2 separate regions of the Mus musculus genome follow, and region 1 is linked to region 2. Evidence: chromatin loops called from intact Hi-C (ENCODE). Cell type or tissue: heart. All regions are shown on one strand. Links, peaks and the distances in the headings refer to the core of each region. The heading gives the core; the rest is flanking DNA.

The links. Hi-C counts contacts between places; a loop is a spot of excess contacts. Peaks named below come from ENCODE experiments on the same cell type or tissue, not always from the same donor. Only the 100,000 strongest peaks of a DNase experiment are listed, where the experiment ranks them.
Region 1: it touches region 2 in a loop (2.3-fold over the local background); 3 of 42 quality-filtered maps call a loop at or near these places.

The regions. Positions count from the first base shown.
Region 1 is chr19:28,988,711-28,991,615 of GRCm38, forward strand. It overlaps Cdc37l1 (cell division cycle 37-like 1), which reads left to right and starts at 1,657. Exons shown (of 7, transcript NM_025950.4): 1 at 1,657-1,959. The coding sequence starts at 1,828. In heart, for the core only: CTCF peaks have their summits at 1,741 and 1,945; a DNase peak (open chromatin) is centred at 1,731; H3K4me3 peaks cover 1,913 bases; H3K27ac peaks cover 2,011 bases.
Region 2 is chr19:29,099,677-29,102,581 of GRCm38, forward strand. Rcl1 (RNA terminal phosphate cyclase-like 1) reads left to right here and starts at 1,699. Exons shown (of 9, transcript NM_021525.2): 1 at 1,699-1,964. The coding sequence starts at 1,829. In heart, for the core only: no CTCF peak of the experiment used is centred there; a DNase peak (open chromatin) is centred at 1,575; H3K4me3 peaks cover 2,324 bases; H3K27ac peaks cover 2,236 bases.

The DNA of each region.
Region 1 (2,905 bases), core at 320-2,819, 110 kb before region 2:
GTTTTCAGCCTCTGAGACTTGCTGCTGAGAAAGCTCACTCTTTCTAGTTCTTTCTGAGCAGTGGCTGGCTGGTTCAGGTCAGTTGTTCTGGCTCAAACACTTCTTCAAGCTAACTGACTCAATTTGACTTCTCTTTCAACCTCTGACTCTTTTGCTCTGCTGGGCCTCTAACTCTGGCAATATGCTCTAATTTTCTAGCTTGCTCTTTCTCTGCCCTGCTCCTTAAAACAAACAAACAAAAACAAAGCAAAACAAAACAAATAAACCATAACTTCTCACTTTACATAATCTAATTCTGTAATTTGGTTTCTTTAACCCAGTGAGTGCCCCTTCTGTGTAGCCCAGGTTGGTGGTGAACTTGAGAATCCTCATGTCTCAGCCTTTCCCAGGATTACAGACTTGTTCATTTCAGAGATATTTCCACATCAGCACGCTGAGATCTACTCTTCCATTGCTTCTACTTACTTATTTTTAGCTTTCTTTTACCACCCCAAAACTGTCTTTGTATTAGATTCCGCTGTAAAAATACTGTTGGGTATTTTCCTGATCATGAAAGAGCTGAACTGAAGCACATAGGCTTTTCATGTCATCCCTCTTCCTTAAATGTTACACAGCATGCTTAACAGCATTTTTCTCATCTATCGCTCGACCATTAGGATTAACGAGCCTTTAGCGTTTGCCAGTCAGGGCTAAGGCAGATGACTCAGTAGGTAAAAATGGTAGCTGAGCAAGCATGAGGACGGTAGTTCAAATACCCAACAAACCTGCACCTCTAATCCTAGCTCTAAATGGGCTGAGACAGAAGGCTTGGTGTCAGTTCTCTGAGCTCAGCGAGAAGAAACCTTGTCTCAAGGGAATGCTGTGAAAAATAACAGAGCAGGAGAACTGATGTGGTCCTCTGGCCTACCCTTGTGAACCTCACGCCCCCACACACCCCTACCTACAGTTTGCCAATCAATCAAAGCTTGAAAGACTGATAGTCTGTCGTCTTATCTGATTGCGAATAGACAACAAGCTAAATTGTTAAACGTGCGGGTTGTGAAGTTAGACTTTCCTAGTTCCTAGGTGTCTGTTTCCCTCTCCCTGGTCCTAGAAACTAAAATCAGGGCCTTGCCTGTGTTAGTTAAATGAGCACTCTACTGCCAGGGTACATTCCCAATCTTTGAGTTTTTCGCTTAAAATGTGTTCTCGGGCTATGGTGGGTCATTTTGTCTCAAAAAGAAAAGGGACAGTGAGTACTCGGATCTTCACGATTCTAAAAAGACACGAGGAACGGAAAGCCCTCTGATACGTCTACTACTTGTCTCAATTCTTTACAAATGTGCTTGCCCCAGTATTTTATTTTTAGTGTCCTCCTCCGCTGTAGCAGGGTTTGGAGAACAGTCTTGTCGCGGGTAATTTGAAGTTAAAGGAAAGTTGGCTGTGCTTTCTAAATCGGTCCCCCTCGACTCCGACTTAGATTGCTCTACACGAAGGAGCTTTTGAAATAGAAGAGGGACAAGTCAGAACACCCTTTGAACGCCCGGATCCGAACCTGCAGAAACCCTAGTTAGCTTTCCCGGACTTAAACTCCAGACTTTGCTTCTTCGTCCAGACGTGGCCACGCCCGGTCACGCCCCCGGAAATGACGTCCCGGCCGGCTACTTCTTCTTCCGCAGTCCGCCGGCGGCACAGTCCAGGCCTGCTCCGGGGGTGCATCGGCTTCGCCAGGGGCAGAGGGATTCTGGGTAACGACCGTGGCCGGCCGGGCGGCTGGCTCCGCCCAGCAGGTTCCACTCACGCCAGGGCCGTTGGCGCTGGCGGTTGCCGGGCCCGGACCAGTGGGACATGGAGCAGCCGTGGCCGCCACCGGGCCCCTGGAGCTTCCCGAGGACTGGCGGGGAAACCGAGGAGGAGAGTGACTTAGACGTGTCCCCCTCTTCGTCCCACTACTCTCCGGTACCGGACGGCGGCGCCCAGGTGAGAGCGGCCTGCGTTCTGCCGGGGGCGGGGGATGGGAAATGTCTGCGGGCATCGCGGGGGAGCCTGATGCCAAGCCACAGCTCTGGCAGCATCTTCCGCGAGAAAAGGAGGCGATCACGCGCGCATTCCCGACCTCCACGTCCACGCACACTTGTCCCTGCACCGGGGCTGGTTGCCCCTCACCTTTGCGAGAGGTTCCTCCTCCCCCTCTCTGCTGCTGTCTGCGTGGAGCTTTGGGGGCCGCTCAAGTGTATAACATTGACCCTTTGTCCTCTGGTGCGTGCTTTCATCCGAGCCTTTATTACGAGCTCCAGCTACTTTGTGCACAGTTGATAGGAACAGAGAGTGATTGTACTTCTAAAATAGTACACCGAGTCCTGACATAAACATCTCACGTGCTCTTTGCCGCGCTGACATCTCAGCAAATTCTGTAAGCCTTGCCTTTGACGCTGGCACACACCTCCGTTTCTATCATTGGTCCTTTACTGTATTCATAGTTTGATTCCGCGTCAGCCTCCGGTGAAAACATACAGCCACCGAATTGGCTTTCAGGCTTCTTCCCGAAGTTTCTGATACTACATGTGTTTTTCAACCCAGCTTTCTTGCCTCGGAAACTGTCAAGTGTTATATGCCAGTTATGGCTTTTATAGGGGTGCTGTGCTATGCTGCGAACATCACCTTCTCCCGACTTTTCACCTGGGTGTGTTTTGAACCAGATTTCAAAAGCATAGACTGAACACTAATCTTTTCAATGAAATTGATTGTAGGTGTCTGATTTCCAGGCGTTTTTGCAAAAATGTGGTCCAATATTATAATAGCTTTTCTTAAAGATGACTGGTTTAAATTGTCTGCCCGCAAGTCAGTCAGCTGAGTTGATTGGGCTCACCCACAGTATGCTGTTTCATAACCACAGACTATGGTCAGCCAACTAGTCATAGGGAAA
Region 2 (2,905 bases), core at 288-2,787:
ACGCGGAGGCAAAAAATGAGAGTGGACATAATTTATTTGAGAGTTATTTCTAGCACGTATCAGAGAGAAGCTGGGAAGGGATACAGGGAAAGAAGCCAGGAGATGGTGCTTAACCAAGAGGATGCCACAGCCAGAAACTGGAGCTGAAAGGACACCCCAGAGTTACCTCCTGGATGTGCAAAGAGAGCCTGGGTATTTCCATGTCAGCCCAGGACAGTCATTGCCTGAAGACTAGGAGAATTGATACCTCAGTACTATTGGCCTGCAATTCCAGGTGGGTTTGAAAATCTAGAAGCAGAGGTGAGACGCTGATGGAATAAAACTCAGAAGGTCTCCATTGAAAGCAGTGAGCTCTGAACGGATGTGAGCATTCTTTATTGAATAATATCTTTTTTCTAAAGACTATTGAGTAATTAAACGAGATAGCATTAAAAAAGAAAATGAAAAATCCATTCCTGATGTGAAAGTACCCCTGGTGCTTTAGTATTCTTCACAACAACGTTTAGAGGAGAGCCTATGGGTCCTGGAGCTTTTCCAAAGAACGCTGCCTGTCAGATGCCGCTTAGCTGTGTAAAGGCAGTCTTAACAGAATGGCGTTGTGGTAAGTGGGTTAGCTGCCTCAGTGGATTTCAGGGCTGATCCGTAGACTCTTCTCTGATGGCCACTGATGCTCCTCGGGGTTTCCTTGGGACTCTCACTCGCTTAGGATGGCCCCCTTTTTTTTCTTTCTCCAGCTTCTACTCCATCCTTCACTGTGCTTTCTGGGACTTAAGGTCTGGGGTTACAGCCCGTGAATGGCTGGCTGTAAACCTAACACTAAGACCACTGCGTTCCTAAGTTGGTAGTCATTTGATTGTTTTTTTAATGGAGGCGTGAAACAGTACAATATTTAGAAAGGTTTTGTAGTGCAAGCTTGGATGACAGGACAGATGGAAAAGCAAGATCTCCACCCACCCATCCCCCGTGCATGCATGAGCATGTATGTCTTGAAGTTATTGCAACTGTCCATTTTGAGTCATGCGAGGTTACAGATATGTCTTGACACCAAACTCAAAGAATATGAACGAAGGGGCAGCTGAGAAAGGGACAAAGAGAGGCCCCTCATTACAAAATAAGCAGCGGTCTCTTGTCTAAAGGCTCGGGGTCCTAGTTCAGGCAGCCTCTGACAGCTTGGCAATTTCCCGGGAGTGAAAGATTGCAGGCTGCACCTCAGAGGATTTCGGCTCAGACCCAGACAAGGCGCCTACAACAGGGTAAGCGTGTCAATCCTGTTCTCTTCGGTGGCAGGAAAACGCGGGAGAGGCTAGCTAGCATCCTTGCCCGGGGCTGCCGTAGGTACGTTGCTAAGTACCACCAGCTGTGGGCACCCAGGCGGAGCCATTGCCTCCTTTATCGCATAGGCCGTGAAAGTCCGGCACAGACAGACAGACAGACCCCCAAGGCGTCTGGGCGCCGGGGTTTCCCCGCAGCACTAACTGGGTCCCTCCAGCCGCGCGCTGTTGCTGGGGCCCGGGCACCGCCCTCTTTCACTACCGGCCAATGGCAACGCGGCATGAGCACCGCCCAGCTACAGCGCAGACCAATGGCGACGCAGAGAGGGCAACACCCAGATCCCTCGTGGGCCAATGGTAGTGTGCCTCGGAGGCCGGGCCGCCCCAGCCAGGGGAGGAGGCGGGCGGGCGGCCGCTGGCTCCGCCCCGCTCCCCTCTGACCCGGTGTCTAGTCGCTCTGTCTTCCTGTTCTAAACCACGTGGACGCGTCGGGGGCTGCCTTGGTCCTGGTCGCGCTCCCGGGTCCCGGGTCCCGGGCCTCTGCGGACGGCGCGCACATGGCGACCCAGGCGCACTCACTCAGCTACGCGGGGTGTAACTTCTTGCGCCAGCGGCTGGTCCTGTCCACCCTGAGCGGGCGACCGGTCAAGATCCGCAGGATTCGCGCCAGGGACGACAACCCGGGCCTCCGAGGTGACTTGGGAGGGGGCGCGAGGAGGGAGGACCCGGGGTCGTAGCCCGGAGTGGCCACTGGGCGCGTGGGAGGGATGGTGGTCGGGCGACAGATCTGTCCGCGAGCTGCGCCACGCGTGGAAGGATGCCCTGTGGCTCCTGGGCACGGGTAGTAAACAGCTGCACGTTTTCCTGGCTAGCTTGTTGCTACGAATCGTAGGCATCGCCCACTCGCTTCCCTCTCTTGAGTCTCTTGCTTTCGCCATAAACCTCCCTGGAGAAAAACAAACAGTTTATTGGACCAACATCTAGTGATTGAGTGAGACATTAGAGAGAAAAGTACCACAGATTGGTTTCCCAATCTCATCCAAAGCAGGTCTCTGAAACCGCTGCCCCGCTTGGACACCAGTTTTTGTCGCCATTATTTATCTCCTCCCCCCCCCACCACACCCCCGCCCTATCTCTTCGGAAGTGTATTATAAAATTTTATTTTTAAACGATGCGCTTGTTTCTATTAGTCACCGATGTGCGCAGTAGCGAAGCTTTGTAATAGGGTTTTGTTTTGTTTTTCTTGAACCGGAGTCTCATGTTGCTCAGGTTGCCTTCAAACTATGTATGTAACTGAGGATGCCCTTCAAGTCCTGTTCCTTCTACCTCCCCACCTCCCGAGTGCTGGGATTACAGGTCTGCTCCTGAGCGCTCAACCAAGATAGTTTTTACGTCGTAGACGTAGTTGTCTTGGCTTAAGGAAAAGGAAGGCCAAACATTAAACTGCAGGCTTCAAAGGTCTTATTGATTTATCTGTCTCACAAAGGTAGATAGATAGGTTGAACCCATCATTTGAACCCGCGTCTTGTTAAATGGCTTTGGTTTGCAGCTGTTCCCCTAGAATTTAGGTGCGTGTTCAAAAGTGTCTCCAAGATCCCTTCTGATAAAGACAATTGAACCAATTAAAACCAAAA